6 separate regions of the Mus musculus genome follow, and regions 1, 2, 3, 5 and 6 are each linked to region 4. Evidence: chromatin loops called from intact Hi-C (ENCODE). Cell type or tissue: left cerebral cortex. All regions are shown on one strand. Each heading gives the region's core, and the rest is flanking DNA. Links, peaks and the distances in the headings are about the cores only. Region 1 overlaps Mir100hg (Mir100 Mirlet7a-2 Mir125b-1 cluster host gene). Region 2 has its middle 23 kb from the start of 1700063D05Rik. Region 3 overlaps Mir100hg (Mir100 Mirlet7a-2 Mir125b-1 cluster host gene). Region 4 holds the start of Gm51670 (a long non-coding RNA gene). Region 5 has its middle 33 kb from the start of Gm36227. Region 6 holds the start of Gm36170 (a long non-coding RNA gene).

Region 1 (5,252 bases), core at 854-4,853, 100 kb after region 4:
CTGACTTCCCAGAACTGTCTTTCTGGTCGAAAATGTAGCGATAGACAACATGTACACAGACCGAATTTTATTTTAGTAAAAATGTGGTTGAATAGACTTGACCCATGAACCGCACATGTAACTCTCTGCCATACGTGTTTAGCAAGAACAAAACATCAAAGGTAGAGAAAAATGTCTAAACTTGTTTTCTGGCACGAGGAATAATAGTGGTGAATTTTGTGAGACCTCCAGATGTCTCCTTAAGGTCCCATCTGAGATGAGAAGGTTTCAACCATGTTCAGTATTCTTACCACCATCAGGAGACACATAAAGCTATAGGACTTTTCTATACCTACCTCTGGACCACACTCTTCCCTGAGAAAGACAGTTCTGATATTGTTAAAGAAAATATCAATCACACTTGTGGTAAAAGGTCACTACATTTTTTAAACAAATTGGTCCTTTGAGCAAGATGAATTCTAATGGATTGGTTTATTAACCTAAAGGTTGAACCAGACTGCGAGTAACTAACTGATTTGTTCATAATTAGTATTATTTATAATTATTTTACTTGGGAAAAATATCACCTTAAATGTCAGGATGTTTTTTAATTGCCTCAGATGAGATTCAAAATAATTGACTTTGCAAATGTATTTTTAAAAACTCATTTAAAAATATCTGAAATTGCTGACAGTTTGTGTAGAAGAGGCAACATATCGATATTCATTACTATGGACAGAGCAGAAATTGATCCATGATTTTTTTAAGCCATGTGAATTGTGATCACTTCTGGACTCTAGAACAGCCAAATTGCCCATGAAGAAATTCATATCCTTATTCTTCATTAAGTATGCACTTGAGTGTCCTATGTTAATATTTATATATACTTTTCATTAAGTGCAGAATGAATATATGTTTGGAAGGAGAAGGAATGTGTATATATGCACACACATATAGTTGTATATGCATGCGCATGTGAGTGCATCTGCATATATATACATGTATATGTATATATATGTGTGTGTGTATATATATATATATATATATATATATATATATATATATATATGCGCATGTGTGTGCTTGGTGGTTTTAAAAAACACAGCCTTTGGATAGAATAGCAACTATTGTGCCTTTGGATAGGATATTAACTTTCTACAGGTGAGTAGGTAGGTGCCTTAAACTAAGCATCATTCTAAATATTTGCTCTATCACTTGATTGGTAGAGATGAAAAGACGCAGGAGAAAGTTTCCTTTTATTAGCAGCTGGGACAAACGTTTAAAATAATTGGGAGGTGTGGGGCAATCACTAGCAGAAACCCAGCGGCAGCATCATGAGGAGAGCTGGGCACTTGTCAAGTCACAAACCATTGATGTCTGCGGGTCAATGGTGCTCTTCAAATGTATGTTTAGATACATGGAGGAAGGCTTGTGAGAATTCCAGGTGACAGAGGAAGGAGAGATATCAAACACTTCACAAATGGCCTACTCTGCCTTCCCCATCTGACACACTCACAGCTGAGGAGAAGCAGAAAGAATATGGCTACAGGTGTCAAAGCCAGCTAATGTTCTCATAGGCAACCTCCATTAGCCTGATCCAAGACACAGACCCAAGTCTATGTCTGACACATTTTGGTGAAAAAAAAAGAATCACAAGTGACCTGGAAAGAACATTCTAGAAGGGGGGAGATTACGACGGGATTATTATTATCACAGCCTGTCATTTGCTTCTTCTAAATAGTCCCACCATATGCCCAAGACATGACATTGACTCCTGTGTCCAGGACACAGACATCTCACTCCCCCAGGCATCAATCACTTATCTGCATGAGAAACCGAGCTGAGGCTAGAAAAAGAGCATTTGATGCTGTCAAAAAAGGGAGCGAATATGAAGTGTTCCATTTATCAAAGAGATTAGTTCTAAAAGTCTGGGGAGCTACGTGTACACAAGTAGGAGACTGGGTTATGGGTGTTGACTTACATGCATACTCCTCTCTCCCAGACTCAGCAAACTCCCTGCTGAGAGTAGCAAGGCTCTATTAACTGATTAATTATTATTAATGCCAACTTTTATTTAGCTAGCAATTATAATCTATTAAGAGCATTTCTTCGCATCCTCTTACTTATTCAGTCTTTGGAACAATCCTGTAAGGCTTGTCAGTAATATATTATTATCTCCCTTTTTAGACAAAGGAAAAGGAAACTCCGGGGTTTCCTCGCTTAAGCTAATCCCACCGATAAATGGCAAGTTCTAGACCAGAACACAGAATTTCTGACTGCCGGTCCACTCCCTAGAGGGGCTGTGGAAAACCCAAAGGAAGAAAGGGAAAGTGGGAAGCGTTGGTTCAGAAGTGAAAGAACCCGGAAAAGCCTGCAGACCAGAATTCCTTCCAGTTTAGGTCAAAGTAGGAGTAGGTGTGGCTCTGTGACACACAACTGAAATGATTAGGTCGATTGACTGTGAGCCACATTTGCTCACGCTGAACTTCCTTAAGCAAGTGGACCTTCGATGTCAATCTCTCCGCACACTTGTTTCTTGCCAAGTTTCTTAAGCAGCCTAGTTGGAACCAACTTCAGACTCGATTCAGATTCTATTCTCAAGCTCTGCCTCTCTCATACAGCAACCTTGTTTCTTTCTTTTGTCCTTTCTGCAAGCTCACTCCTTGCCCTCCTTTCTTCCTTGATGATGTTCCCAGTCAGTGCTTTCCCCCTTAACCTCTACTGACCACTCTCATTTTGGTCTATCCATTTTCCCATGTCCGGGGGTCTCCTGTGCCTCTTTACCCATGAGCCCCCTGGCCATCCTCCCTCAGGCTCTCACCTGTACTCAGCAGCCACAGGCACCACAGGTTGCCCTTCTGATGTCTTCTTTCTGTCCGTCTGAGGACTCCAGACTGTCTCCAGGGCCTACAAGCTGGAACTGTGCAGTCTTCGGGCTCTTTGTTTTTTCGCTTCCTTGGTTCACAGCGCTAGTAAATAACAGCACACACTAAAAGATGGTTTCGGCTATGTTTCTTGCCTCCAGCCTCCAGCAGTGTTATCTCAGACCCCAATATTGCAACAAAGAAATCTCACAGTTGGCTTAGTGAAAACCAGTACAGGACAGGAGCAGAAAACTTCAGCGCTTCCCAAATTGCTCAGCCCCAGCTGCCCTCCGGGGGCTCCCCCTAGTGGGAGATGCTGAGCACGACAGGCCAGCACTAGGTTTGGGTTGGTGCCTTGGGGTGGGAGGAGGGGAGTGCATCGAAAGACACAGAGTACACTGTGTCCTTCTGTGAGCAACAGCCTCTGTGTGATTTGCAGGGCTGAGGTCCTCTGAAATTAACCAGGGAAATCCTTTGGATATCCAGCGTTCTTAGGACCTGGAAGACCCAGAGTGCAGGTGAACGTAGTCTGAGAAGACAATAAGCTTACAGGGCTAATACTATATATGCACATGGTGATTGGCGATCATTTGCTGCTGCTGTGTGTCCAGTTTGGACTGGTTAAAAAAAAATGTCACGCAGGCACTCAGTCACACATGGCCGTTCTGGAGAGACAGGCACGGTCTCTGAAGTCTGAGAATAAGCATAATGGTCCAGTTTCCTGGACTCTCCTGGCCTATGGTGTCCCAGGGACCTTGGCTGCTTTCTGTCGCCCACTGTGATGAATGCAAACTGCATATCCAAATAGCATCCTCCTCCACAGAGATGCAATCTCATCCATTCTAACCTGCCCAGCAGGCAGGTAGAAAGTAAGAAATCGATAATTCTCTTCTGCAGAGACTTAACAAGTGGTGCTTTTGGTGCTATCAGTCAAACCAAGGGTGAAGGGAACATCGGGACTGATTTTCCTGACCTCCCGCCCAGGACACCCAGACTGTGCTCCACCTCTGGGGATGAGGGAAGAGAAGCTGAGTTCAACCTCAGGGCAGGGCAGCGAGCTTCACCCTCTGAAACAGGGATTGGCCCCCCCCACCCTGCAATGTGAAAATAGTGTGTTTAGCAAGATGCAGAGAAAGGCAGCAGCCTGCTCCTGCAGGCAAGAATTCAATTCATCATTATGTCAAATGGGGAAGGGGACCCATAGGACCAGCTGGAAGCTCTTTATTTACCAGTTAGTGAAGGGTAAATGACCAAGGAGATCTTCCAAGTTGATGACAGTGATTTGGTGCTGATGCTAGGTAGCCACCCTCCTTGTGATACAATCTCCTTTCACCATCAGACCAGTTGGGAAACCTTGACTGTGAGATTAGAAAAGCCCTATTTTGGTGATAAAGAAACTGAGGTCGGAATGGTTAATGGACCAGCCTGTGATCAAATCGAAATCTCTGAAAGCTTAGAGCCCATTTCACATGGCATACTACCACATGGTCTCATCTAGCAATCCTGGGGAGTGGGGCTTTCGCAAGGAATCAACATAAAACACTTCCTATTTACTCGGCAGACAAAATCATAAGCCGAGGTTCACTCATCTCTCTTCAATTCTACTACCTTCCTGCAGTGCTGGGGGCAGCACTGTACTGAACCACATGGGTGTTCAACCAACCAACCCAACAAAAACAGCAACAAAAGACTTAAAGATGGGCATGGTAATGCAGGCCTGTAACTCTAGAATGCAGATGGTGAAGGCAGGAGGGTTCAGAGTTCAAGCCCATCCTCGACCATGTAGCAAGTTCAAGACCAGCCAACGCTCTATAAGACTGTTTATCCAAAGAAAGAAAAGGCAAAGTTGGACTTGGTATAAGATGGATGGTAACATTATATTTCTTAAGAACTATGGTTACTTCAAGGGCTCTTTTATGGACACTACAGGATTAGTTTCCAAATAGCAATAGCAACCCAAGTAAAAGAAGCTTATGATATTAAGATGCCAGTGGTAATGATAATGAAGAAGAAAACCCAGTTAATGGTATGATTATTGATCATAGTGGGTCAATCACTATTTCTCAGACCTGTCCTGGGTCCTTGGGTTGAGCAAGAGTTAAATGACTCTGACAGTGTGCTTCAGTTCTGTTATAAACTCACATCAAGCCAAGCCAACCAACCAAACGTAAACAACAAAAGATTCAAAGGTGGGCACTGAAGTGCAGGCCTGTAATTCTAGAGTGCAGATGGTGAAGGCAGGAGGATTTGGAGTTCAAGCCCATCCTCAACTATGTAGCAAGTTCAAGACCAGCCCAACTAAGACTGTTTCTGAGAGAGAGAGAGAGAGAGAGAGAGAGAGAGAGAGAGAGAGAGAGAGAGGTCAAAGAACTGTAAGAGAGTTGCAAAGACTTGAAGGGTTAGTCTCAC
Region 2 (5,252 bases), core at 758-4,757, 350 kb after region 4:
GGATTCCTTTCCACGGTGTGGTTTCCCTGGGGTACTTGGTACAGTGATCTGCTCTGCTTTCCTTCACAATTGTCCTGAGGCCCTTTGTGTTTTCAAACTGCTCTGCCACTGTTTTGTTCCTTAGGATTCACTTAAAAATGATTCCATGAGGGGATACCGTGAAGCAAGCACAGTTCAAAGGGTTTCTGACGAAACTGTAACAGAGAATTTGAACGTTGGTACATTGATAGGGTGTTTTCAAATTGTCCTTTTAAAAACATAGTCATGTCCAAAATTCAAGCATGCTTGAGAGAACACCAAGCTCAGCTTTCTCTCTTTGGAGACAGGGTACAGTCGACAGATGAAAGCGCACAATGGTCAGATACATTTACATTTCCGATAAACAGTTGGCTTGTTAGCATACATGTCTCAATAACCCCATAAGAAATCTAATTTTAGGAGTTCTGGGTTCTTATTTTCTAAATCTGGTACCTCTGGAACAGGAAGAAGATGTATTAATCACCCCAGAGCTGTGTGAACTGCAAGATAGATAGATAGATAGATAGATAGATAGATAGATAGATAGATAGATAGATAGATACATAGATACATAGATACATAGATACATAGATACATAGATACATAGATAGATACATAGATAGATACATAGATAGATACATAGACAGATACATAGATAGATACATAGATAGATACATAGATAGATACATAGATAGATAAATTGTAATCTTCACCCTTTTAAAAAGTTTTAGAAATTTATTTGAGTCCAGTTACAAGCTGCCCTCTGACCCTTACATGCCAGTCATGGCATGGGAGCACTCATCCACACACAATAAATGTATACGCATGCATATGTGCACATGCCTGCGTGTATGTGTGGTTATGGGTATACTGCGTGCATTCTTGCATGCGTGCATGAGTTGTGTGTGTGCACACACATATGTGTGTCTGTGTGTGTCTGTATGCGTGTGTGTGTGTGTGTGTGTGTGTTTGTGTGCGCACGCGTGTGTGTTCATGCACCTCAGCGCTCATGCGGAAGTCAGAGGACAACTTTCAGAAGTCTTCCGTCCCCTTGAGGCAGGGTCTCCAGTGTAATCTTCCTGGGTTGGAGCACCATCTTCGGAGATAAAATGCTACCTAAACTTAAGATCAGTTTATTGCTAGCTAGATTATACACAGCATCACTCCATCACCCAATATTTACCTGGAGACTAACTGGTATCGGGCAATGGGTGATGGGCAGTGGGTGCTGTATTTAGAGCAAAAAGATCCGAGGTTGAATTTCATCATTGACTGTAGCACCTTCGGCAAATTAATTCCTCAGCGTCTCAGATTCTTTGTCTACGGCAATGGGGATAAGACAGTTATTATAAGAGCCAAATTAGCTAATGTGCACAGAAGCACTCTGCTTTTATGAATGGCTATAAACAGATTATGACTTATTAGAGAGCCACTCTGATCTAGGAGTAGCCCGACCGTCAGATCCCAGCACGTGGGGAGAAGAGAAGGGATAGGGTCAACCTGAGGTATGCAGTGAAACCCAGGGGAAGAGATGGGGAGAAAGTGAAGGAGAGAAGAAAAAGAAGAAGAAAAAGGTGCCGCCAAAAGGTACCCTGGCTTCAGCTCGCCTTGAAGTGGGTTATTGTCGAAGCTGCACAGGGAGGAGCTCTTTCTCCAAATTTTCAAGGGCAGAATTCTTAGCCAGTAACCACAAGTAGTTATTTTACCATCCATTCTCTTTATATTTCAAAAGACTCGGGTTCAAATGTCAGTTCCAAGTCTCTGTTTCTTCTCATAACAAATGGACCAAATGATATTCACTCCACAGGAAGGAGGGCTAAGAAAAATAGAGGCTTACTTGGGGTTTTCTGTCTAGGGATGTGTGTTCTCATCTGTGCTCCTCCTGGAGTGTCCCCTGTAAGCCCCGGGGAGTGGATAGGCTTAAGGAATAGGCCTCAGTTTTCCTTGTCTTTCTTTGCTTAGTGGCTCTAAAATCAGAGCCCAGCAGGAGAGTCGTGGGAGAGGCCTTCTAAGATGGGGTCAGAAACGCTCAAAGCAGTATTACTACCGATCTCCCTGCACTCCCAAGACAATAACCTTCTCTAATCACTACCAGATTCCACATTCGCGCCAGAAAGCAGCAGGGAGCAGTTGCCTTGACCCGCCAGGGCCTCCAGCCCCTCCCCGCCAGACGCAGACTAATGCGATACAGACGTCTCCCTCCCAGCACCGCTCTCCCACCCGCAGTCCCTCTCCAGACGGACATCGCTCTTCCGAAGTCATTTTTTGCAGGTCACCAGGCCACTTTTCCACGAAGCCAGGGAGAAGCCTGCACCTCGGGACTTCCTAGCTACCCAGAGGGTATTGTATTCACTCCTGGCGGAAGCCAACTTCAAAAGGGTATCAGGCGGGGCTTCTCACTCATTTCGATGGTACAACAGTGACCTCCAGTGGCAGAGCCGGGAGACAAAAAAAATCTGCAACGTCTCAGAATATTCCTGTCCTCATAGAAGACAGTCTACAATAGGACACGATTTCTCTTGTAAACAGCGTCTAGGACGACGACGACGGTGATGGACTCCATAGTTGCTGAATCCAAGCAATCCTGCAGAGATAGCCAGTGGCAAGTTTCCAACCCACGATCTGAGCTCCATGGCCTATCATTTATTTAGTACAGCTCCCTCAGCTCTTAATCCACTCCAGACCCCGCCCTGGTGCCCAAGTGGCTTGTGTTAATTCCACTGCTAGAAATGACCTCTTCATCTCTCTGCCTGATAAAATCTTCGTGTGATGATGTCAGATGAGAACATGCCACTTGGGGACACTTTCCAGATCATCCCTCCTAACAGAATTGATTTTGTCTTCAAAACCAAATAGTATCAAGGACGTCAATACTGCTGAATGCATTCGGCTTGAGAAGCAACACGGTACAGCACTGTTGTAGGGACTTCCACTGCTGAGAGTTCTAGGTGAAGGATGGAAGGGTGTGGGAGTGTCAGGCACATCTGCAGCACCATGACACATGCCTGAGGAAATGACATAAGAGAGGAAGGGTTTATTTTGGCCCACAGATTTGTATCTTTCTGTCCACTGTCATTGGTATCTGTTGGTTCCAGTCCAGTGTTTGGTGAGGCAGAACATGAGGGCAAAGAGCAAAGTGGCCCTCCTTGGGACAGATAGGAGATGGGAAGGGACTTAATAAAGACAAAATACATCTCCTAATACATCATTAGAGGCTACTTCCTCCAGTGTGGCCTTCCCTCCTATCTCTACCAACTCCCATCATATTATGAGCTTGTGAATGGACTGATCTACAGATTAGTTCCGAGTCCTCAGGAACCAGTCATCTTCCCTTCGCTCGACTGTTGACTGTCGCGTTGAGAATAGAGCCCTTCACATGTGATCCTTGACAAGGGGCACACTTCATATGCAAATTATAATTACTGAGCTCAGAATGCTGCAGACTAGTGGGGTGTGCACAGGAAAAAACAACTGCCATCGAGTGTAGTAAGGAGTTCCATATTTGTCTCAAGTAAGAGTCATCACTCCAGTCAGGGGGAAGAAATGCAATCAGAGACTGTCTAAATAAATGGAAGGGCTTTGCTTGGGTATTTGGGGGCTGAACGGGAGTTAATGAGGCAGGTAGAATGATTTAAGATGGGGGAAGAAAAGAAAAGATGCTCATTTGGATGTGAAATAACTACCTAGAAGTGATTTCGTTGCGACAAGGGGCAGCCCACGCTGGCTGGATTATCTATCACTGGATGTTTTACAGTCAAGAGATACTAGGCTGGAAGACTACTGAAAGCAGGATTGGGATCTTCCAAACTGTTGGCTATATAACCCAGGGTCATCAATGATTGCTGAACTATAGCATGATTCGGGGAGAATAAGCTCACGCATAAGCTAGAGTGGCTCACAAAACAGGATAAAAATCAAAATCTGGTTTCTGCCCATTAGTGGTTCTCAGATGCACTGGCATACGAATGTATTGGTCAAATCTCATCCACTGGGATGAAGCTAAGTTATTGAGCTGGTGAGCAAACAGGTCAGGCACAGTGCCTCAAGATGGAAGGCAAAACCACAAGAAGGGCAGCTGCCCAGCCTGCAGTGTGGAGACAAATGTCAACGTTGCAGGAAATGAGATGCCCGACGGAAGAGTGGAGATCTCAAACCAAGTCTGTGAACTGCATCTTGCTGAAACACGACTCATTTTCGGTGTCCTCGCTCTTGAGAGGAAGTCCAATGAAGATGCTCAGAAGGTCTGGCTCTGAGATCCAGGGAGGATCAGAGGGACCAAAGGGGCCCCAATCTCCCTTCAAACATATGTTCTGAGCAGCTGGGGAATGACGGTCTGTTTGTTCTTCAGCGTCAGATAATAAATTCTGGCTGAATCTGATGGAATTTAGCCTTTCTGGATAATTTATCATGAATGAAGAATTATATGCCCCCTTGATATATGGTGCAGGAGACACATCGGTGCCTGAGATGAACAGTAACTTAAGTCATGAAGCTATGTATCCATGTGTGTTTATATCTGCACACCCCAGGGTCTCCCTGCACACCGGAAAGGACTACAGTTAATCTACAGCTGGTGGTGCTTGGTGTGGGGAAAGCAGGTGACCTGCTGCAGAAGGTGCAAAACTCCATCCAGGCCGGTAGTGAAAGTCTTCACTGTGGGAATGAAACACAACACAGAGACCTGTCTGCCCACCGATATATTAGAAAGATACATTAGATGCAATATCCATTCCCCATTAGAAACTGAGCTGCCTGAGGGGCCTCACCCAGCACAGCACCTAACTCAGCACTCAATAAACCCTGGCTGAGTCAGAGAAGAATAAGCCCCTCAAGAAGAGGAACTAGGAAGTTCCTGGAGACACCTGGAGGGTGTGCAGAAGAACCAGAGCATTCTGTGGTCCCCAGACACGCCCTTTTATCTTTGCGCCAATACAGTTAATATGGACATTAGAACGAATGGCCATCTGGAAAACAGATAAAGGTGATTTTGGATTCTGGCTGTGCCACTTCATTAGCTTGGGCAATGAATGTCTTAAAGTGTCTGAGGTGCTATTTGGCTCTAGAAGACATCCAGAAGTTCTGTGTATAAAGGTGACCCTTGCTGTCTGCTATAATATTAAAAAGTAAAATAAAATAACATAATTTTTTAAAAACCTGGCCAGCACAACCCCCAGCAAATATCAAATATCGCTATTTCGACAGCAGCACAAGGTACCTTCTCTCAATGGAATCTG
Region 3 (5,252 bases), core at 659-4,658, 81 kb after region 4:
AACCTAAAATATGGATTGGACCTTATATGTTCAGAATTGATCATAGTCTTTGGCCTGTGAACTGTGAAGGGGCCTTTATGTCTAGTGTGCCTGCCGTAAATACACCAAGATGAAAGAAAGAAGCATGGATTTAGGGTGACTGACACTCTGGGACTTCCCCAAGACTGAATTAGTTCCTAGATGACATACCTCTTGTTGTGGGAATGTCCTGGGCCAATAGGGACAAATTGGTCTTACTAGGGCGGTGGTTCTCAACCTTCCTACTACTGTGACTCTACTACAGTTCCTCTTGTTATGATGACCTCAAATCATAAATTTATTATCATTACTATTTCATAACTGTAGATATCTGCTTTTTAATGATCTTAGGTGACCACTGAGAAAGGGTTGTTTGACCCCAAAGGAGTCATGACCCACAAGTTGAGAACTTCTGCACTAGAGAATTACAATTTCCATCTGTAGGAACCACCTCCCCCTAATGCATACATTTTAGTACCCAGAAAAGCCTAGCATGATTAAGACACACTTTACTGGGTAAACAAGTCATGATGATTAAAGTTAACTGTCAACTTAGAGGAATCTAGAATCACTTGGGAGAATGGCCTGTGGACCTACCTGTACGGAATTACCCTGATTATATTAATTGTATTAGGAGGACATGCCCACCTTGGGTGGGTACAATCCCCTGACAAGGATCTTAGACTGTAATGCAGGCCTTGTTCTCTGCTTCTCCACTGTGGATACATTGTGGCTAGCTGCTTCAAACTTTTGCAGTCGGGACTTCTCTGTCATGATACACTGTGACTTGAACTGGGAGCTCCACAAACTCAAACTCACTTAAACTGCTTTTATCAGAGAATTTGAACAAAGCAGTGAGAAAAGAGACTAAGGCACTGGGCAAGGCACTTTGTTCTTCTGTGCCTCTGTTTCCCCCAAATAGAAATCAGAGACATAACACTCAGTTCTAAATCTTCCGGAAACTCACCAGATACCTATTTCTCCACACTGTTCTCATCCCAAACTTTTAAGTAATCCATGCCAGTTTTCCCTCTTATTTTGTGTGGTATCATTTCAAAAAGAGTTGCCTTCAAGTACCAGGGGCATCTGTGAGTAGGTCTCTCTCAACATTATATTATTCAGGATTGAAAACATCACTGTTTTGTGCTTTAAAGAACAGAATGACTGAGAACTTGCCATCATTATGGTTTTTAAAACTCTAGCAATTACCTCTGAAGATCACTAACCAGCCCCAATCTTGACTACAAACAAACTTAAATCAACCTCAGGAAAAATGACCAGTTGGCCACCTTACACGTGCAATACAGGAGCAGCTAACATTTACTGAGGGCCTCCCAGAAACAGCATGCTGTGCTTGGTATTTTAGCAACACTTTAGTTCAAGTAAGTCTCCAAGGTAGCAACTACTCCTCCTGTTTCCTAGGTGAGAAAAAGAAAAATGTGGTCCAGAGAGGTTAAGTTATTCACTGGGGGGTCAGAAACCATATAAGGGTTGAGGAGTCAGATTTACATACATACAATTTGATTCTATGTCTGGTGCTTCAAATAATCCACCATACCACCTTTAAGAAAACATAGGTAAAAGGCATCCTTTTCTAACTATGGCCCAATGTGTAAGCATAGAATACTCTAACAGGTCAGATGTAAGACTAACCATACCAAGTGTGTCTGTGAGGCCCAGCACATTATCCATCTACCTATTTAGGTCAAAAGGCACAAGGCTTCCTGGGCATAGGAATTAAAGCATCTGAGGGAAAGATTTTGTCTGTTGATTCATTCAAGAGTGAGATGAGTTGCCCTGCCAAGCTGATGTTATTTTTTTTAGCACTTCCGGTTCCCTCTCTGAAAACAAGTGAAAGTAAGTCATCTTGGATGTCTATGAGAAATGACTGCATGAAATAATGGGACTGCTCCATGCAAACTGAAAAGCACTTTAAAACAATTATACCATATGCTAAGCAGTTTCCAAAATAGCAATGCCTTCAGACGTCCTTGCAAAGCAAATGAGACCCAGCTGCTAGCATGTTCTGCCAAGGAGGAAACCCAGCTCTTGTTGAAGGGGAAGGGCGCACGTAAGATTACCCCAAAGATGTGTTGCACAAGAAGCACGGAAGCCTCTTCAAAATTTCTGGTGGTGTCTTACAGACCAAACAGGCAGTTCTTTTGCATGAATTTGGAAAAATATTCTTGAGTGATGCTTGCACAATAGTTAGAAATATAGATTATTCTCACCTATGGAGATGTGAGGTAGTCAAGTTTCCCAAAACTTCTCAGGATCGTTCAAAAACAAGACTGTTAGCAAAAAATAAAGGAAGACTTCTAAAAAGGCTTTGTGTGTGTGTATGTGTGTGTGTGTGTGTGCATGCATGCGTGTGTGTGTTTGTGTATACATATGTGTAGAGACCAAAGGACAACCTTGGGCGTCATCCTCAGGAATGCCTTTCACCTATGTGATAGGGTTCCTCACTGGCATGGAGCTCAGCAGTAAGGCTCAGCTAGCTGTTCTTCTGGCTCCACCCCCACTGCCCCAAGTGCCAGAATTAATAGCTCAGGCCAACTAGGTAGGCGCTTTTACAGGTAAACTACGGATTGAATGCAGGCCCTAGCATCTGCAAAGAAGGTCCTTGCTCAAATGAGCTTTTTCTGGTCCTCAAGGGGATTATTGGTGGTGGTGGGTTTTTGTTGGTTTCGGGGGTTTTTTCCCCCCTTTTTCCTTTTAAGAATGAAAGTAAAGAGAATGAGGTGTCTCTGGAATGCTGCGAGGCTTTGGAAGTGACTCAGCACTTGACAAAGAGTGACAATTAAATGTAGGTGTTGAAAGAATGCTAATGAGACTGAGCATTTTCCCCTCACTTCAAAACAAGACTGAACTACCACAGAAGACAAACACTAGGGAAGTGTGGGGCTTTGAATATACCTGGCCAATGGGAAGTGCTACTATTAGGAGGTATGGCCTTGTTGGAGTAGGTATGGCCTTGTTGTAGGCAGTACATCACCCATGGGGGTGAGCTTTGAGGTCCTAAGCTTAAACTTTGGCCAAGGCAGAAGGGGAGTCTCTTCTGGTTGCCTTAGGATCAGGGTAGAATTCTCAGCTCCTTCTCCAGCACCATGTCTGTCCGCATGTTGCGTGCTTCCTGTTTTGATCATAATGGACTAAACCTCTGGAACTGTAAGCCAGCCCCAGTCAAATGCTTGCCTTTATAAATTTGCCTTGGTCATGGTGTCTCTTCATAGCAATGGAAACTCTAACTGAGACAACGTATCTGAGGAACTGTTGGATGGAAGCTACTGAGAGTGAGAGAAGTTGGATGTGAGCCTTTGGCTCTACTGATGATCTCAGATGATGGCTGAAAGACCAAAAAAACAAAAAAACAAAACCAAAAACAACAACAACAACAACAAAAAACAGTTTGGATCTTGAGGGTCCTCACTTTTTTTCATTCCCTCTCTGGGGATTTCAGATCTCCTACAGCAAGCTAAGATGAGCTGGTGAGTAAGTCAGTGAGCAATGAGAAGTGTTGTAACAAATCAATTCTCATATCTAATCACTTGTAGCACACGTATAAAATGCATGCATTTTATAAATGAAGCTTGAGATGTGGAGGAAGAAAGACCTTTGTCCCATCTGGACCCATGACCTGTTTCTGGGTGTAGGAGCAGGAGGTTGTCCTTAATGGATGAGAAGCAGATTTTAGAGTCTTTGGATAAGGAAGATCCCAACCCCTAAGTAGCTGGCTTTTATCTTCATCTAATCTTAGCCATTAAGCTCTGTGCTAATTCCTCCTTCAGTTTCTCCTGTTGAACCTTGGCCTCTGTGGATGAGTGGGTTTGCTTAGTTCCCTGTTGATGACAGAAGCAAAGGGAATCCTTCACATATGTGGACATTGTTGTTTCATACCTAGTTCCCAATGGAAATCCAGCCAGTCATCTTCCTTATTCCCCACTGAAAATGTTCTGTTGCTACCCCAGAGCCAAGTCCTCGAAAGAATGAGGCACTTTGATGCTTGCCATGGCTTCTTCACAGTAAGTGGGCAGCTTCAGACAGATTGCAAGATTTACTGTTTATCATGTCCCAAAAAATGGGGTAAAATGCGGAGACTCACCACTTCCCTATTGAGTTTTCACAGTGCTCATATTTAGGTTTGTTTTGGTTTCGGTTGTTTGCTTTGGTGTGTGTGTGTGTGTGTGTGTGTGTGTGTGTGTGTGTGTGTGTGTGTGTGTGTGTTTGCCCTCGAGCTACAATAAAGTCAGGTGCGAAATAACATTTGAAAGATGTTCTATCGGCTAATTTATTCTTCATTCATAAATGAAACTCTTCAATGTTCAAAAACTGATTACCATTAATGAATGAGCTGTGACATCCTTAAAATTCTACCAAAAAAAAAGCTACCAGAACCTGTAGCAATCAGTTTTTCCCTTGAAGAAAAGCATGCTTACAGATCTAGTTGACACTCTCTTGTGCTAAAACAGTAAACAACAACATCAACAGCTGATTTAGGCTTCCTGTCCCTCTTCGTTTTGTCATCCTTACAGGAAGAGGGAGAAAATGCTCTATGTTTCATCAGCCACCACAATACCAATATGCTTGAGACAGGTTCTGAAGAAAATATGGTTTGGTTTTCTGGAACATGGAAGGTATCCCATAAGATTTTCCTTTGCCCCCAGCCTTAAACAATACCAGAGTGCTCTACACACATGCTCAGAAAGTAGGGACTCAATGGCGTGACCAACAATGAAGTTGTCACCACCTCCAACAAGCTGACTTCCCAGATCAAACCAGTAACAGGTATTTGAGTTGGGGGTGGATTGAGATGAGCAAGTCAATAACTTAGCAGAGCAAAAAGAAGCCTGGAGCTTAAGAATCAAATCCCATAGCGACCTTGGTCAGAGATTTTGCTCTTTTTATGGACAGCTTAGTAGATAGGGTCAGTCTTTTAATTTACTTAACAATTTGCAGGGAGCTTTCCCATTGAAGTGCTTAATCGTGTCTCCCCAACTCAATCTCTTTGACCATACAACTGGGTTAATACAACTTATGGCACAGGCCTATCACAAGAACCAAATCAAATGTGCACTTAAGATGCTTACCCCTGTGCCTGACGCATAAAAGTGAGCAGTGTGTTTGTACCCACGTGGCTCTTAAAGAGTTCTGTGGCTTAGTCTTGGTTCTCAACTAAGTAAGGCTGGCTGCAGTAACCTTTTATACCCACCTCTTGAAAACAAAAGGAAAAATAG
Region 4 (5,252 bases), core at 535-4,534:
ACTCGTGAGTAAAATGCAGCAAACAGGTGGTCCAGTGTGACTACATCCTGGCTCCCTACACCTCTCCCCTTCACAAAATTTAGATTCATTTCTGTCTCCATACAGCCCTGTATATGCAACACACACATATATACCTGAACATATAAATGTCTGTTGTATCAAAGGAAACTTTGTAGCTTTGGGTAAAATCATTTACCAAATTGGAAAATAATATGAATAAGCTCAGAAATGTCCAGTTCTATTTGGAAAGAAAAGAAGCGATCTACAATTGGAATTAAACATCTCTTCAAACCGTTCATTTGTTAACTAGCACGATTGACTGCGGAGAGGAAAATATGCATCTGCCTTCCCCCAGGGCAAGCGTGCCTCATGCAACAATCCTAAGAGATGGGGTTTGCGGGAAGCAGGAAGCAGGAATCGGAGGTAAGATAGGTTTTTTAAACTCACCCATTTGAAGTGGAGCATAGTTGCAGAGCTTCCAGGAGCGCCATCGGGAGCAGGGGGAGAATGTGAGCTCTAGGCTGGGCGAGGTGTTCAATAGGACAGAGAATGGGGCGGGGAGGGAAGGCGGGGGCAGGAAGCGATACTCCAAAATCCAAAGAAGACCGTAACTCTGTGGTTTATGCTTTGACCGGGGGTGGGGGGTGGGGGGAAGGCTGTTGGGTGGGAGTGGAGGGAGGGGCTGGGGCTGATCGAATTTGGAAAATAGTCGGTTAAAAAAAATAGAAATAAATAAATAAATCGAGAGAGAACGAGAAAATCTCCCAAGGACTGCTCGGAAAAAAAAAATTCTTTTTCTTTTTCTTCTTCTTTCTCTAGCATTCAGAGTTCTGTCAGTCTTGCAAAGCTGGCCCTCCTCTGCATCAGCTGCTTGGCTGAGGCCAAGGCCAAAATCACCCAGAGCGAGCACCAGCCTGTCATTTGGTAGACGCAAAGTGGGAAGGGGTGGGTGCGAGCTGGGGAGATGCTCCCCCACCCTCGCCTCCCGCTGCGGATCCTTTGAAGCCTTTGGCCAATATTTCAGAAGAATCCGAGGCGTAATCCCCCTCCATCTTCACAGACAGCTACTAGTGCTGTACCTGATAGAGTCGCTTTCTCGAACCTCCTCTGCCTGGAAGCGGCGCTTTCCTGTGCAGACTCAAAAAAAAAAAAAAAAAAAAAAAAAAAAAAAAAACACCACGAAAGGGAGGGGAAGCCTATGGGAAGATGCCTCTTTAAAAATTTTTCTTTCCCCTCACCCCTCCTTTCTTTCTTTTATCCCAGGCCTGAGCAAAGTAGATGGCTGGCTGGGCACACAGAATAACAAAGCACCGCTGTAAGGAAGACACTGGAGGGGGCCCTTAGACTCAGAATAAAAAAAAATTAATAATAATAAATAAAAAGAAAAGGAAAATAGCTAACTATTTTAAATATGCTTTCATATACAACTAGAAACAGTTAAGAGCTCCAGGCTCACCCCCTCCTCACCAGAAGAACTACAATCATGCCAGCCAGCCAGCCCGCTAAACCGTGTCTTTTCCTTCACTACATGGTCTGTTTAGAACACCTCCCCAACACACACACACACACACACACACACACACACACACACACACACACACAGACAGACACACACCACAGACACATACAAAACTTTTCTTTTTTTCCTCACCTCTGTAGGTTCAGCTCATACACAGTCCTTGGTTCAGCTCATGGTCTCTCCTTTTTTCTCTCCCTTTTGCTCTCCGAAAAGCCAGACCGTCATCACCATACCTAGTCTCTCTCTCTCCCTCTCTCTCTCCCTCTCTCTCTCTCATATTAATAATAATAATAGCCCTTTCGACATAGCAGCATGAAGTGGCTGCCTTTGAGAAAGCACATTTAATCTTTACTGGCTCCCCTAGGCTTCACTGAAGAAGAAGGCAAGGGGAGAAAAAAAGGAGAGAGAGGAAAAAAGGCTTGTAAGGGAGGCTGCTGACGGACAGCAAGCATCAGGCACAAATCAGCGACAAGTTGAATTTTCCTAGACCACACTGCCCCCTTTCTTCTCGGCTCTCTCCCTGGGCTCCTGGAAAGCCCCAGTGTCTGGTTACAAGAGGCAATGGGTCTCTTTCTGCCAGCCATGGTACAGATTCCTCTCATGCCTGCTTAAACCTCTGGCAGAGTAAGGAATCGATATCCCCCTCTAATCACCTTTAGCTCTTTGATGGCTTCCCCCCTTTTTCTGAGAATCCACTTGGCTTCCCTCGCATCTCCCCCCCCCCCTGCCCTGCCAGGCACTGGCATACAAAGCTTGCAGGCTGTCATCTCTCACTTCCTTCCATATCTTGAAGACAAGCCTCTTCGAAAATTCTCTCGAGCTTGCTCTCTCTGTGTTGTAGCATGTCTCCTCCCGGACTAGCAGCACCGGATGCACGGAGACATCTCCCTGACTACTAATGAGATCAAAAATACACCATCAGGTCAGGGGAAACTAGACATTGTAATATATACATTATATATTATATATGTACATGAATATATATTCTTTTGCTAGATCAACAGTTCAGGTAGCCCATTTTCTAAGTGGGGGGTTGGAGCACGTTCAAGATGGTGAATGTGAAGAAGTGAGACCTCTGGTGCAGTGTGGTTCTTTGGCCAATTGTTTGGCATCCACACACGAGTGCGGATGAGCACAGGTGAGGCTGCTTGTGAAATTCTCCTGTTCTTCTTTTTTTTTTTAAATGGGCAGATAGTCAACAACACCCCAAACATTTCTTTGAAATTTGTGTGTGAAAGCATAAAAGAGCAACAACTCAAGTCTATATTTAAGATACATAGACGCTCTTCAGGCACACAATGACCATGATGCTAAAACTCTTGCCTTTGAATGGCCGAGTTTTGCCGGTTGCCTCCGGTTGCAATGTGCACTAATTTGCCACTTATGGTCCTGGGATTTGGAAAGCCACTCACTCAGTCTCCTCCGCTCAGCCAAACCCTTGGCTTCCGCGGCAGGCATTTTCCTGATTCCTGAAGCATTTGTATCCCCCCCCCCCAATTCATCAGCTATAGGCATACTTTATTGATCAGCCTAATGTCCCTCAATAATGATAAGCAATACTTCGGATGATGAAAAAGAGCAGAGAGAAAGAGGGGGGCACAAGAAAAAACAGAAGCCACCCCCCAAGAGACGAAGGGTTTGCTGTCATAGGTTTTAAACGCTTGCCTTTTGTACAGTGTCCCCTCACAGTTGGTACCACTCCCAAAATTAGGGTCTCTACTTATCTATAAACACAGGGATTACTGCTGTCTTAACCCAGTTTTCCCAATGAGGCTAGAATCCTGCAGACAACAGACAGTGCTGTGTTAAAATAGAATACGGGCTTCTGTAAATAGCAAGAAAGGGGGAAAGGCAGCCAAAGATGCAGGTTCCCTGTAAGTGGGTGTTTTAAAAGGTAGTTTCTTTGTGCTCATCACAGACGTTCATGGTGCTTTGTCTCTGACGGTGAGACTTCAGATGCACGGCTGGAAGCCAAAGGAAAGGGAAGGAAGAGCTCCTGAGATGAAGCAGCAGAGGAAGGGGAAAGAGAGGGGAAGAGAAGGGAGGGAGAGGAGGAGGGAGAGGAGGAGGGGAAGGAGGAGGAAGTGGACAAATGGGCAAAAGAGAAGAAGTTCCAGAATGTTGGAGGATCTTTAACACTTTTTTTTTTTGTCATGACTAGGTAGGAGGAAGGTGTTTGCCAGGAGTTGGTGACTGGGTCAGAATCCTTTTCAGATTTGGCCGACTGGGTGTTTGTACTAGACTGATAAAGAAAAGAGAGAGGGGGGAAGGAGAGAGAAACATGCTAAAATAATCAAAAAGGGTGGAGCTGTCAAAAAAAAGATTTGACTCATTGGGTGCCTCCCTGTAATGCCAAGATGACTCATTCCTAAGGAGGCTCCTTGGTTGTCTAGTATATATGAGGGTCTGAGAGCAGGCCACTGTACCCAACTGGAGAGGACAGACAAACAGAATGACATTCTCCAAACCCCTCTGATTGACAGTAACAGTCTAGCATAACTTCCACACACTAAGCTAGTTCATCCTTGTCTGTGTTCACTTTGCTTACAAAGATACACAAATATATGACTTGTGAAAGTTGGGCTAAGGAACACATCATTTTCTCCATACAACTCAGCCATGTCTTCAGAGGATACTTATTTCAAGCAGTTAACACCTGACCCCAATTTCTGTGGGTAATTAGTGAGCTAGATAAGCACACAAAGTGGGTAATTATTTAGTACCCAAGGGTACGCTAGAAGTGGGTAGTGGCTTTGTTAGCAAAAGCATATCTCTAATTATTGTATCTATGATGGGTGTTTTAAAAATACCAGTTACTCTATCAAGCGAACCATGATAAATAAGTAACTGTTTTACTGTCCTCAGCATATACATACATGTCTTCTGTCATGGTTAAGAATATTTACCTCTAATGTATGGAGTGTGCTGAAGATTAATTAGTTAACAACTGTAAGACTCTCGGAAGATTAAATGAGCTAGAGAGCTTCTAAATACAGTATTAGTATCACTATTGTTGCTTTGGCTACATTATTTCTGGCTGAGAGATGTTGAAAGGAGTAGATGCTATTGTTCAGCCTATGTCTTGGTCTGATGGTAATGCAGAAGCCACAAACATAATGAACATGATGGTGAAAAGTGGTGGACTGCCTAACAGTCTAACAGGCTGGAAAAGAGAAGTCAACGGTATTGAATTGACAGCTGGCTCAGGTTATATCTGAGGAGTTAGGGCAGGAGGTGGAGAGAGCGAGGAGCAACAGGAAGAGTCAGGGATGAGTCTGAATCAGCTGAACCACACCCTCCTTCTAAAGTCTCCTAGCCCTTTGAGAAAGCACAAATGTACAGAAACCCCTCAAAGAAGACATCTTTGCAAGTCTTAGGATAAGCTTAGCATGATCACATCACCTATATAGTATTTGTCGTGGAGAAGAACATCTGTATAGATTGTGTAAGCTGATGCAGATGCTTTTTAAAATACTGGGTTAAGGACAGGCACATACAGGCCAACCACAGAGATCTTCAAGCCAAGATTGGAACCATGAAAAAGAAGCAGTTTATTGCTTTTATAAATCATGTCTAGGGTGAGAAGGATACTATTTATTTTTACTAGGAAGGAAAAAAAGGGAGAGAAAGACAGACAGAGACAGAGAAAGAGGCACAAAGAGAGACAGACAGACAGACAGACAGAGACAGAGAGAGGCAGAGACAGAAGGAGTCCATGCATGCTTTAGGGAGC
Region 5 (5,252 bases), core at 876-4,875, 370 kb before region 4:
TGTGTGTGTGTTTGAGCGTGTGCTCATGCGCAGGAGTGTGAATGTGTGAGTGCATGCGTGTGTGCATATGTGTGTGTACGTTGATTGGTGGCAGTGTGGAGGTTGGATTTGGCAGCTACCCACTCACACATGTGAATGAGGAAAGGTGAGGGATTCGGGATGAGTCAGAGGGATTAAGGGACTTGGTGGGAAGAATGCTCCCTCGCTTCTCCTTCTACCATGCTTCCAGAGAGCAAAGGTTGTTACAATGACTAGGGATCTGAACTCCCTAGAAATGGTGGCTGGTTTGTGTTGTCTTCTCTCTGTGTGGTGTGTGATATCAGAAGAAACCCAGGCGTGCCTGGGTGACATGGTGTGCCAACTTGTAACAGAGCTAGAACCCTTTCTGGAAAAGTGTAAGTCTGTCAGGTCCAACAGAGCTGGCTGCCTTTTCACAGTCCCCTAGAAAGGCTTCCCGGGCTCAGAAGATCTCAACCCTGCTCCTCCTTTTCTTATCTCCAAGGGCCCGGACCTCCATTGGCTTCATGTCTCAAGGTCACAGTACTTAGGAGATTTTCACAGGTAGAAAGCAATGTCATCTGTGGGTCAAGTAGAGCAAGCTCAAGTGCACCCTGCTAGATCCCATAGATATGTTCTAGAGATTTGCACATCAGACCCCTCCCCCAGTTCAGCAGAACCCTTAAAAATAGGGGGGGGGCTATCATTTAAAGAAATTCAAACCTGCCCCTCTTTTATCTAATGAAGGGTCCTTTTGTCATGCAAATAATGTCATCCTTCTTCCAGTTGAGAGTCTGTCCTGGCTTCCCTTAAGTGAGACACACCTCCACGGAGCGAAGTGTGGGGATGGTACTCTGTGGGATTTTCCACACAGGCTAGTGACCACCCTTCTGTCTTTGTTGCAGTGTTGGCTCTGGAGCCCTTTGTTTATGACAGGTATTATTTTGGCCACTGGAGGGCCCTCTAGATAGCTGGAGAATTCTAGTTCTCGCCTGCAGCTCACGCCCAGATTTTTGAGCAAGCAGCAAGCATTTCAGTGAAAATCGGATTTAACTGGAGAAACTAGCAGTAGCGGTCGACATTCCTTTTATTTAGGAATTTAAGCATACGAGAAGCCTCTATTTAAAAGAGTGGCTTTTGGATTAGGGTCTGTTTGGAGCTGGAGGGGAGGGGCTGAGCTTGTGGTGTGTGGAGAGTGATCTTGCAGAACTCAGCCCAGCTTAGGAGAGCAGAGCTTTGAACAAAGGTTATTTTTTTTTTCCTGTGTGGGAAGGATCACACCAAGATGGATGGAGACAAGCGGGGACCAAATTATTTTTATGCTAGGAAAAGAGAGTCTTGGCCAGGACTAAAGCAACTGTTTGGGTCTATGACCCTTAACCGGGAAGGGAACACTGCTCCCAGGTTTTGTTTTGTTTTTTTTTTTTTGTTTTTTTTGTTTTTGTTTTTGTTTTTGTTTTTACTGTTTCATTTTTGAAGTCTACTTTAGAGATTTTTGGTTTTCTGATGTTGATAAGAACATTGTAAATCTGAGTTCTGAGATGATAACATAGTATAATAAGTTTTACATCCCTCCCTCTCTGCTCCCAAACACAGACCTGTTGAAGAACCAGGTAGGGAAAAAGAAAAGGGGATGGGAGGGCCTAGAGAGCAGAAAGGAAATTTGAGACAGTGAGCGTACGGTTTCCTCTTTGGAACACAAAGACAATCCATCAAAACTCTCCATACTAGACTGATATTAAGCCAGGCTAAAAGGAAGTTTCATGTTCTGACATTTTTACGGCCTGGAACAAGAAATGAATTGGAAAGAGGCCCCTGACAATGGGGGTGGGGGGAGATGGGGTGGTCGTAGAGAACCGGAGCCAAGCGCTGCTGGGGACAGGTGAGTCTGTAGGGACTCAGAAGGTTAGCTTGGGCCCTAGTAATCTAAGAACTCACTCGGTACCATGGAAACAGATATGGTCAGTGGGGACATAGCTCCTGTCAGGCTCTGTGGAGGACAGACAGGCTTGCTTCTTAGAAAATGTGTTTAGCTGTAAAAAAAATGAAGAGTCTTTTTCTGAAATCCCTTAGATCATAGACAGGTTCCTGACCCATATAAAGGACAAGCTTTCTATATTTATTTGAAGACGGATAGGAAAGGATGCAGCTCCGATAGACAGAGCCTCAGTTTCCTTTTTAACCCTGTCGGTTTGTAGGTTAGAGGACACAGTCAGACTGTACAGACAGACAGACAGACTTTGGGGAATGTTGCCCCAGAGCTGAGGATGTGCCCACCAGCCCAGCCCGGTCAAGGGACACAGGAGCCCCTGGCAAGCCTGCATCTTTTGACCAGTGTTTTGCTCTTTCTATTAACCCCTTGTCACCTGTGGAAAGCAGGTACGTAGGAGCACATACAGTTACCCAGTAACACCTAAGAACCTCCATCTGGTAAGGAAAAGACAACTGAGACTGGAGCCTGGGTCTTGGATCACGGCTGACCTGGAGTGACAGGAGGCAAATGATGGTCCCTTGACACCATGTTCCCAGAAAGGCTGAGAATGGCTTATCTGTAAGGGCTGGAGGCTAGGGCAGAAGCAGGCTGGGGGAAGGAATTCCTCACTGAGACCAAAGGTGGATTCTACATCCCTCCCTAGTCTGTACTCTTCTCCCTGCCTCTGAGGTCCTAGCTGTCATTGTGTGTAACGCTGACACGCACACGTTTTCCTCTGACGTATTTGTACACATATATACTTCTTGCAAACACTTGTGCGGAGTGTTAGGCACTTGGCAGGCAAGCAATGAATAACTTGGGGAAGACTGAACAAAACGCTAAGGTTGTATGTCATGGCTGTCAGTGAGGTCCCTGTTCAGAGCTGGGATCCACCACTGGCTTTTTGAGGGTGGACGAGTTACACAGAAAGGGATGGACAAGCTCTGCCTGACGACAGTAGTATCTCTGAACTCTGGAGCATTCTCAGACCTACTGCACAACCATAGCAGGAAAGAGAGCTGGTTGGTGGGAGTGCAGGGCGGGAGCTGGGAAGTGGTTTCTTTGTTCTGGGAGATTTCAGCCGGCACGAACCGCAAATTTTACTGTCTGCACACCAAGAGCCCCTCCCCTCCCCCTTACCGCCTTCCTTTCCAACCTGAGAATTCATTCGCTGCCACCCTCGGTCTCTTCCTCTGCCCCAGAGCAGTCACCAGGGAAAGATCTCTTTGTTGAGAACACCCCGAGACAACTCAGAGTTGCAGAGTTCCCAGGGCACTGCCAGGGTTGCCCTCCGAGGAGAGTGGTCTCCCGGGCACAGACCCCCACCTGTTGATCTCTCCTTTCCCCGGGGGTGAGCGGCAACTTGCATTGTGCCGGGATCTCACGCGTTTCCCCGGCAGGCTCGGCAGATGGCGCTCATGAGCAAAGCCACCACGGTCCCTTCCCTGCCCCTCCCCACCGTCGGGGCCTCGCTGGGCTAAAGCAAAAACAGATGTTTTCATCATTTTTGGATCTGGCACGTGACTTGCAGTTCAGCAATGTGCCGACAGAACCCAGAGTTGTGTGTTTCCTTCATCTCCCGCAAAATAAAACAATCTTCCTTAAATGAGCGTTCCTCTAAGTGAGCCTGCGACACACGATCTCTTTAGCACAAGGGGTTGTTTGCTTAATGGAACTCCAACTGCGAGTGCCCTGCTAGCCAGTCTTGGGTCTATAATTGGGAAGAGGTCCTTTTTCAGAGAAGACAGTGAGCGGCCAGACTGGCTATCTTTACCTTAAGGGCTGGGGACAGGCGCTAGCGTTTTAAAAATAGCCCTGGTCTGGCTGGCGAGGAACCTGCCTTGCGTGGGTGCATAGGGGTCGCGAACAAAACAGGAAGGCCGAGGCGGCGCGCCCTGTTCCCCGCGCCCACGGCAGGTGGCAGCATTGGCCCGAGCTGGCCTCTGCCACTGGCCAAGCCCAAAGAGGGCCCTTTTACTTTCGGTGGCCTCAAAATTATTAGTTCCAGATGAATTCTTGCGATTGTAATATTTGGTTTAACCCAATCGGCCCGATTGCGTCAGCGTACGCTCACACTCAGCCGTCTGAAGTCTAACCAGACATCAGAGGCTTGTTTCAGGAGTGTCAACATTCCTCATCCTTTGAAAGAATTAAAACAAAAAAACGCAAACGCTGATTTATCCCCAAAGGAAAGGGGGGCTGAACAGACGTGCAGCTAGGGTGACCAGAGGGAGTGAACGTGGAGATTCAGGCGGGAGTCAACAGTTGAACCTTGACGAAGCCTGCTTGGGGAGAATTGGAGTTCTTTGTCGATCTAGGACGGACCTCTGGGTTTTATGAAGGTTGGGGCGAATAAGCTGAACTGGTTTGTGAGACAAGAGGCCTGGAGTCATGTAGACTGCTATTGCCAGGCACAGAACACGCTGAGCCTCTGTTTAACCCTTGGCCTGGCTGCTCCTTCCAGGGCCAGACACAGCCTCCTAACAGCTGTGGGGGATTTCTGAATCTCCCTTAAGGATGCAAGCTGTGTTTCCTGAGGATAGCAGCCCACACCCCAGAGGACCTCTTGAAAAGATGAGGCCTCCAGCAGACCTTGCTGAGTGGACCCGCTGGAATGATCATATGTCTTGTAAACAGCCCTTTGCGTGTCACACACCAGGCAGGGATGCTTGGGGACCCATTCTAGTAGTCTCGGGTTTTACAGGTGTTATCCTATGAGATTAAAAGACTGCACGCTGAGTGCAGGGGCACTGATAGTTAAATCTGGCCACAAGACACACAGTTCCACCCACGAGAGCAGAAAGGGTGCCCTGCCTCCCTTGGCTGAGCTGGAATGACTTGTCCTCGGAAAAGAAGGTCTGGTCTTTACTGTGCGGTCCCCATCCATGCATTTTTTTTTCCAATCTGTCTTCAAACTCTTCAAGTAATGTGGTCAAGGAAGCTAGGGAGATTTCTGCTAGCTAATTTCAGGGAGCTTGCCGGCTTTCAAGCAGGTCTCTGGCTCAACTCGGTGCTGATCAAAAGCCAGCACCCATCTGGCAGATGCCTCAGGTCCTGCCCTTGGAGAGCTAGCTGGTGGTGGCTGACTGGGGTCGGAGTCTGCCAGGCAGGCTGGCTGTGCGGCCATCTTGTCCTTCCCTTTTCTCTGCCCAGTGGTGGTTGAGCTCAGTGAATCAAGCATGGAAATAAAAATGGTGGGTGAACACCTCCAGACTGTTTTGAGGTCTTGGTGTCCTGGATATTCCTTTCTCTCTGAAAAATACATGCCTCTGCATGGTAAGAC
Region 6 (5,252 bases), core at 640-4,639, 310 kb before region 4:
AAGGGGGACAACTCAAGAGTTTTGTTCAATATTAGAAAGGCTTTCTGCTGTTGCATGAATGCTATATGGGTCAGCTATGTGAGCAAGAGAAGCGAGCTAGTCAGGGTTGTGAGAAGGCTGAGCTGCTGTTGCACAACTTCCTCACCTCAGGAAGGACTGGCCATTGTGTGCAGGACCAGGTGGCAGACATGGTGGAAAACCTTGCAGTTTGCGATACTTGGATGGAGTGTGAATTTATTAAGAATTTACTTTTGGAGACTTGCTTCAAAAGTATTTTAGTGGGAGAGGTAAGAGAATGAGAAAGAGGAATGGAGTGAAAATGACTGAAGTTTATTAGAATTAAAAAGAATTAAAAATATAAAGAAAGTGGACTCCAAGGGTGTAGTTGGTAGTATAGCACGTGGACTGCATGCTTGAGACCCTGGGTTTAATCTGCAGCATCAAATATGAATAAATAAACGATCCAACTGCAGTTTTCTACCACTTGGCAGATCTAGCAGCTTCCCTTTGCACTTAGAAACAGTTGCTCACTGCCCAGGCGTCCATGGTGCCTGCTGATGTGGTCCTTTGAAGTTTTATCTGCAAAGTTCTTTATCTTCTGACTCACTCCCTGGCTCATCTCTCTTCTCTCCCACTGGCCTCCTGTAAATTCCTCTAACCCTCTACATGGGCTCCCACCTCAGGGATTTTGCATATGTGACTCTGTAATCTGGAATGATCTTTTTCATCCTTCAGAGCTTTGTTGAAATCTCACCTCTTATGACCACTCTCCTTAGCAGATAGTCTGTTATCTTCCACTAATTCCTCACAGTGTTTTGAATGTTGTAATTACGTATTCAGTCATGTCTCTTCTAGCTCTAAACACACAGACACACACACACATATGTACACACACACACAAACATATATACACACACATGTATCTCCAAGTTCTAAAAAGGCATCTAGCTCTTGTTACTTGATAAAGAACTGTAAAATAAAATGAAAACAATCACAAGAGTGTTAAAAAGAAAATAAATATAGCGTGTTCTTTTAATTTTTTAGGAATCTGAGAATGTTTTTTCTAAGTGCGGCCTGAAACCTCAAAGTTATAAACACAAAGACTCCCTCCCAACTTTGACAATGTTAGGCATTTCATAATTAAAAGAAGATAAGCTGAGAAATAAAAAACCTTCACAAATTATAGAAGAAATCTCTTCAAATCAGTAAGACTAGATGAACAAACCTATGGAAAATGGTTTAATAAATTTCAGAATAAAAACAAGTGAACATTAAACACACTTAGATGTTGTTACTGAAGACGTTGGGTTTTCTAGGGTGTGGGCGGCGTATACCTGGACCACAAACACTTGGGAGGCTGTGGATGGATAATGAGTTCCAGGCCAGCCTGGGCTGTACAAGACCTGTTTCAAAGCAAACAAATAAACAAAATTGAAACAGACAGATGGACAGGTACCTCATCAGATTTTCTCCTGGTCGCTCCGTAAACACTCTGGTGGTCTGTGTGCAGAAGTAGTCAGGTATTCGTACACCATCATACACATAACATAAACAGCTAGCATTCTTGAATGTATTGCAAATTGGTGTCAGTTTTTTTTTTTGTTTTTGTTTTTGTTTAGAGATTTAGCCAAGTCTATTGAAATTTAAAATGTGCCTTCTCTTTAACCCAACACTGTTTTTTAAGTGTTAATTTTAGGAATTCATTCTTAAATAATCCTGTCCCAGACTGCAACACAAATCCAAGTCTTTAGGTTTAGCATTGTCTTCGTAAGCAAAAAACGGCAAACATCTGATGATTCAATACCATTCATACAAGAAATGCCGACATACCAAGCAGCTATGTAAAAGAACCAGGATCCAGGTCTATTTGGGAGTTTCATTTGGGAGACACGTGACTAAAGTGAATGGATGTCTGATAACGTTCTATGAAATATGAAGATTTGTGTATTGATAAATCTCATGAATATGTCTAGATAGGAAAGAAAACGCAGCGATGGCTGAAATGCTGAGCTATGGATATAATTGGGAAATTGGATTTAGGGAGAAAACTCCTTTTTATGGCAGACATTTTGCATCGCTTATTTTTGCATTTGTTTAACCAACGGGGAGGGAGGAGAGAGGGGGGCGGGGAGGAGAGATTTTCCTGGAAGAAAAATGGCGACTTTTTCCTGAGTGTCACTCTGTGCATGGTGGGAGTTGTCCCATCTAGCTTTGAGGCAGAGCAGACGCTGTGTCAATGGTTTCCCTTCTCTCTCTCCCATTCTAGCTGTAGAGGGAAAGGCACGTGGACATGGCAGGTTTTTTTTTTTTTTTTTTTTGCAAGTGTCATGAAATCTGGGTTGGGAGACACCTATATCAACTCAAAAACCTTTCAAACAGAAGATTGCCATCCCACTACGCCTGTCAGAGAGGGTGGCTGGTCCCAGAAAGTCCTCTTGTGTGCCTTCGTTGCCAAAAAGTCCAGCAGTCCTCTTTCTCCCAAACAGCTCTGGACTGGAGTCCCCCTCCTTCTGACTCTCAGGGAGGGAGTCCACAGGCCACCCGCTCCATTGCTCCATCCCAGCCCTGGCCCCGCCACTTCCCAGCAGAGCTTGGCTGTTCCTTGAACTTTCAACGCTGGTTTGATTTCCTCCTGGGGTACCACATGCTGCTGTGCAAACAGAGCACGTGGTCCCGCTAAACAAAGGAACAAGTGTGCTGCAAACCATTCCCCCCACCCCGTTCCTCCTCCCCCTCCCCCGATCGCGCCGGCTGCACCAGGAGAGGGCCAGGCCTTGCTTGCACTGCCATTTGTCACCGCAGCCCGCACACCCCGCCAGGCCTCGGGGCCCCGCAGGGATGGAGGGGGAGCAGGGGCTCGAGCCTCTGCTGCTCCCATCACCGCCCTGGAAATAGCATCTGAGCTCGCACCACCCAGCTTTCCCCCCCCTCCCCCAAGCTGCTAAGATTTCATTTCACCTCCGACAGGCTTCATGGGGACTCGCTGTGAAAAGATCACTCTCCCGGGACGCGGGCCGTGGGAGGGGGCCCGGGACTGTATACAGCTGTCAAAACGTCTCCAACAGGAGGCTGAGGCCCAGCTGCTCCAGCCTGGCTCAGGCGCCGGGCACGCGGGGAGCACAGTGGACCTATCAGTGCTGCACCGAGCGGTAATTGCATTAGGATTAGTTATCTCCCGCGCCTAGCTCATTAGCCCAGAGGATGGCTCGCATCCAGCACGAGGATGGCACCGGGAGAGGGTGTGCGTGGAACAGGTCGTGATAATGAAAGACTGCTCTCCTATTCTCCGGCTTCCCACCCGGCCCTGTATTCTCCGCCTCCCTCTTCCTGGAAACCTCATTTCCTGACTTTTTCCTGACGGTCTTATGAAATGTGCAATTTAGGAAGATTGCAATGAAGAAAACCAAAAAACCCACCACGTAGGTGGGGGAGGAGGGATTGGTGCAAAGGGTGTGGGGCCAGGCAGGAGTCAAGGCCAGCGGGGGTGGGGGGTTGTAGGGGGGAAGCAAGCGCTTGGCACGCTCTTGAGGCCAGTGCTAGCAGCTGCAGAAAGCTTAGACTATCTGGAGAGTTCAGCCTAGGACCAGCCTGAAACAACACCCACTCAGACTGAGGTAGTCTCACCTTGCTTAGAGGCTCCCTTAGAGGAACTAGCTCCTGGCAGATGGGACTCAGCCAATAATTTTTTTTTAATCGCACCTAGCATTACCTGAACATTGCCTGAAAAAAATTCTCACACTGAATGAGAATTTTGAAAAAAGACACACGTGGGACTGATGAGAGGACTCAGCTGAAAAAGCACTTGCCTCACAAACAAGCTCTGAATGCGAATCCTACTGCATCTAAAACCCGGGTCCGGGTGGCCTGCCTGAGATCCCAGCTCTCAGGGGCGGGGAGGGGAGGAGCCCTGTGCTTGCTTGTTTGCAAGTCTTGCAGGATCCAGGTCCAGTGAGAAACCCTGTCTCAAAAACAAACAAACAAACAAACAAACAAACAAACAAACAAAAACACACAGTGGAGAGAGATAAAGGAAGGCAGTGCGTTCACTTCTGATCCCCCCCCCCCACATACACACTGCAAGCACACATGTGAAGCACACAAACACACAAAATTAAAAATGAACAAAAGTCGTCATCAACTCAGGGTAACTAAGAATAAAAACTCAATCCCTACCAGACTGATCTATCACTATGTGGGTACTCTGTCAGGCAATCTAATTTTTCTAAAGATCCATATATTTCCGCAGGTTTATTCGCCCATGTGGAAATTGCCCAACATAGACCCAAAGTCATCGTATGGTATTCAGTAATGTTAGTTCCTCTGTGTCTTGTCTCCCTTAAGTAGAGCTAAACACACACACAAACACACACACACACACACACACACACACACACACACACACACACACACACACACACACCACTACCAAAACTCTTTGCTGTCTCAGGAGGAGGTGATTAACATTCTCACAGCCCATCTGAAAGGGCCAATGGAGTACAAAGTTGTTTTATAATTAAGAAATGTATCAAACTCTGGGTAGGACTAATTGCTGTGCAAATTTGATTGAGGCCTGTGAGGACAGGATTGCCTTTAATGGCTGCAGCATAGGGGACCATTTAATATGCTTCAGGAAAAGTCCAGTACCCAAGCCTCCACACTGGAGGCGATTGCATCACCAGCCATTAGGAGCGCTCCTCCATGGTTCAGAAGGAATACACCAGGGCTTTGCTTAAATAATTATTTTGAAACTGGGAGGTTTATGGAGAGTTCAGGGTTCAGATTTAGAAATGTCAGAAATAGAGTTTTTATTTGTTTCCATTGCACGTAATGAATTGCCCTTTAAATAATGAAGGGAGGAAATGCCAAGTGTTACATACTCCAGTGGACTGCCAAATGTTGAATCAGCCACCCCCACCCCAACTTTCTCCTTTGGGACTGGGGCTTCAAAGCCACATACATTAGAGAACTGGAGCATTTAAAAAGTCCACAAGAATCATTGGTTTACAGAGAGCTACATCCTTTCCTTAAGTCTACAGTCTGAGCCTTTCCAACTCCTTGGCTCTCCTTTGTCATTGGGGATCCGCAATGGTGTCTTAGGTAAGGTTTCTATAACCGTGATAAAAGCAACTTGAGAAGGAGAGGGTTTATTTCGACATATAGCTTGGAGTCCATCATCTAGAGAGAAGTTCAAGCACTAAATCAAGGCAGCAACAGAAGCAGGGGCCATAGAAGAGTGCTGCTTACTGACTTGC

Evidence for each region. Peaks named below come from ENCODE experiments on the same cell type or tissue, not always from the same donor. Only the 100,000 strongest peaks of a DNase experiment are listed, where the experiment ranks them.
Region 1: it touches region 4 in a loop (4-fold over the local background); 16 of 42 quality-filtered maps call a loop at or near these places.
Region 2: a loop joins it to region 4, with 4 times the contacts of the local background. A loop is called at or near these places in 15 of 42 quality-filtered maps.
Region 3: a loop joins it to region 4, with 5 times the contacts of the local background. A loop is called at or near these places in 2 of 42 quality-filtered maps.
Region 5: it touches region 4 in a loop (10-fold over the local background); 16 of 42 quality-filtered maps call a loop at or near these places.
Region 6: a loop joins it to region 4, with 2.5 times the contacts of the local background. A loop is called at or near these places in 5 of 42 quality-filtered maps.

What each region holds. Positions count from the first base shown.
Region 1 is chr9:41,472,702-41,477,953 of GRCm38, reverse strand. All of the region lies in intron 3 of Mir100hg (Mir100 Mirlet7a-2 Mir125b-1 cluster host gene), which reads right to left. Among named protein-coding and RNA genes, the nearest start is that of Mir100, 56 kb to the left of the region's middle. In left cerebral cortex, for the core only: CTCF peaks have their summits at 3,157 (motif pointing left) and 4,475; a DNase peak (open chromatin) is centred at 3,169; H3K4me3 peaks cover 1,595 bases; H3K27ac peaks cover 2,232 bases.
Region 2 is chr9:41,226,072-41,231,323 of GRCm38, reverse strand. No RefSeq gene overlaps it. Among named protein-coding and RNA genes, the nearest start is that of 1700063D05Rik, 23 kb to the right of the region's middle. RefSeq lists an enhancer at 779-3,422. In left cerebral cortex, for the core only: a CTCF peak has its summit at 2,455 (motif pointing left); a DNase peak (open chromatin) is centred at 2,428; H3K4me3 peaks cover 528 bases; H3K27ac peaks cover 690 bases.
Region 3 is chr9:41,495,273-41,500,524 of GRCm38, reverse strand. All of the region lies in intron 3 of Mir100hg (Mir100 Mirlet7a-2 Mir125b-1 cluster host gene), which reads right to left. Among named protein-coding and RNA genes, the nearest start is that of Mir100, 34 kb to the left of the region's middle. In left cerebral cortex, for the core only: no CTCF peak of the experiment used is centred there; DNase peaks (open chromatin) are centred at 1,977 and 2,780; H3K27ac peaks cover 1,543 bases.
Region 4 is chr9:41,576,598-41,581,849 of GRCm38, reverse strand. The region is part of intron 4 of Mir100hg (Mir100 Mirlet7a-2 Mir125b-1 cluster host gene); the gene reads right to left. It overlaps Gm51670 (a long non-coding RNA gene), which reads left to right and starts at 2,204. Exons shown (of 2, transcript XR_003948129.1): 1 at 2,204-2,657. In left cerebral cortex, for the core only: a CTCF peak has its summit at 2,036; DNase peaks (open chromatin) are centred at 2,024, 2,292, 2,858, 3,430 and 3 more places; H3K4me3 peaks cover 2,983 bases; H3K27ac peaks cover 3,507 bases.
Region 5 is chr9:41,949,456-41,954,707 of GRCm38, reverse strand. No RefSeq gene overlaps it. Among named protein-coding and RNA genes, the nearest start is that of Gm36227, 33 kb to the right of the region's middle. RefSeq lists an enhancer at 183-5,252. In left cerebral cortex, for the core only: CTCF peaks have their summits at 950 (motif pointing right), 3,361 and 3,885; DNase peaks (open chromatin) are centred at 971, 3,453 and 3,836; H3K4me3 peaks cover 1,584 bases; H3K27ac peaks cover 2,518 bases.
Region 6 is chr9:41,888,364-41,893,615 of GRCm38, reverse strand. The region is part of intron 1 of Gm40513 (a long non-coding RNA gene); the gene reads left to right. Gm36170 (a long non-coding RNA gene) reads right to left here and starts at 3,354. Exons shown (of 2, transcript XR_379303.2): 1 at 2,959-3,354; 2 at 1,217-1,403. RefSeq lists an enhancer at 1,103-4,606. In left cerebral cortex, for the core only: CTCF peaks have their summits at 2,585 and 2,791; DNase peaks (open chromatin) are centred at 1,958, 2,675, 3,116 and 3,718; H3K4me3 peaks cover 1,214 bases; H3K27ac peaks cover 1,772 bases.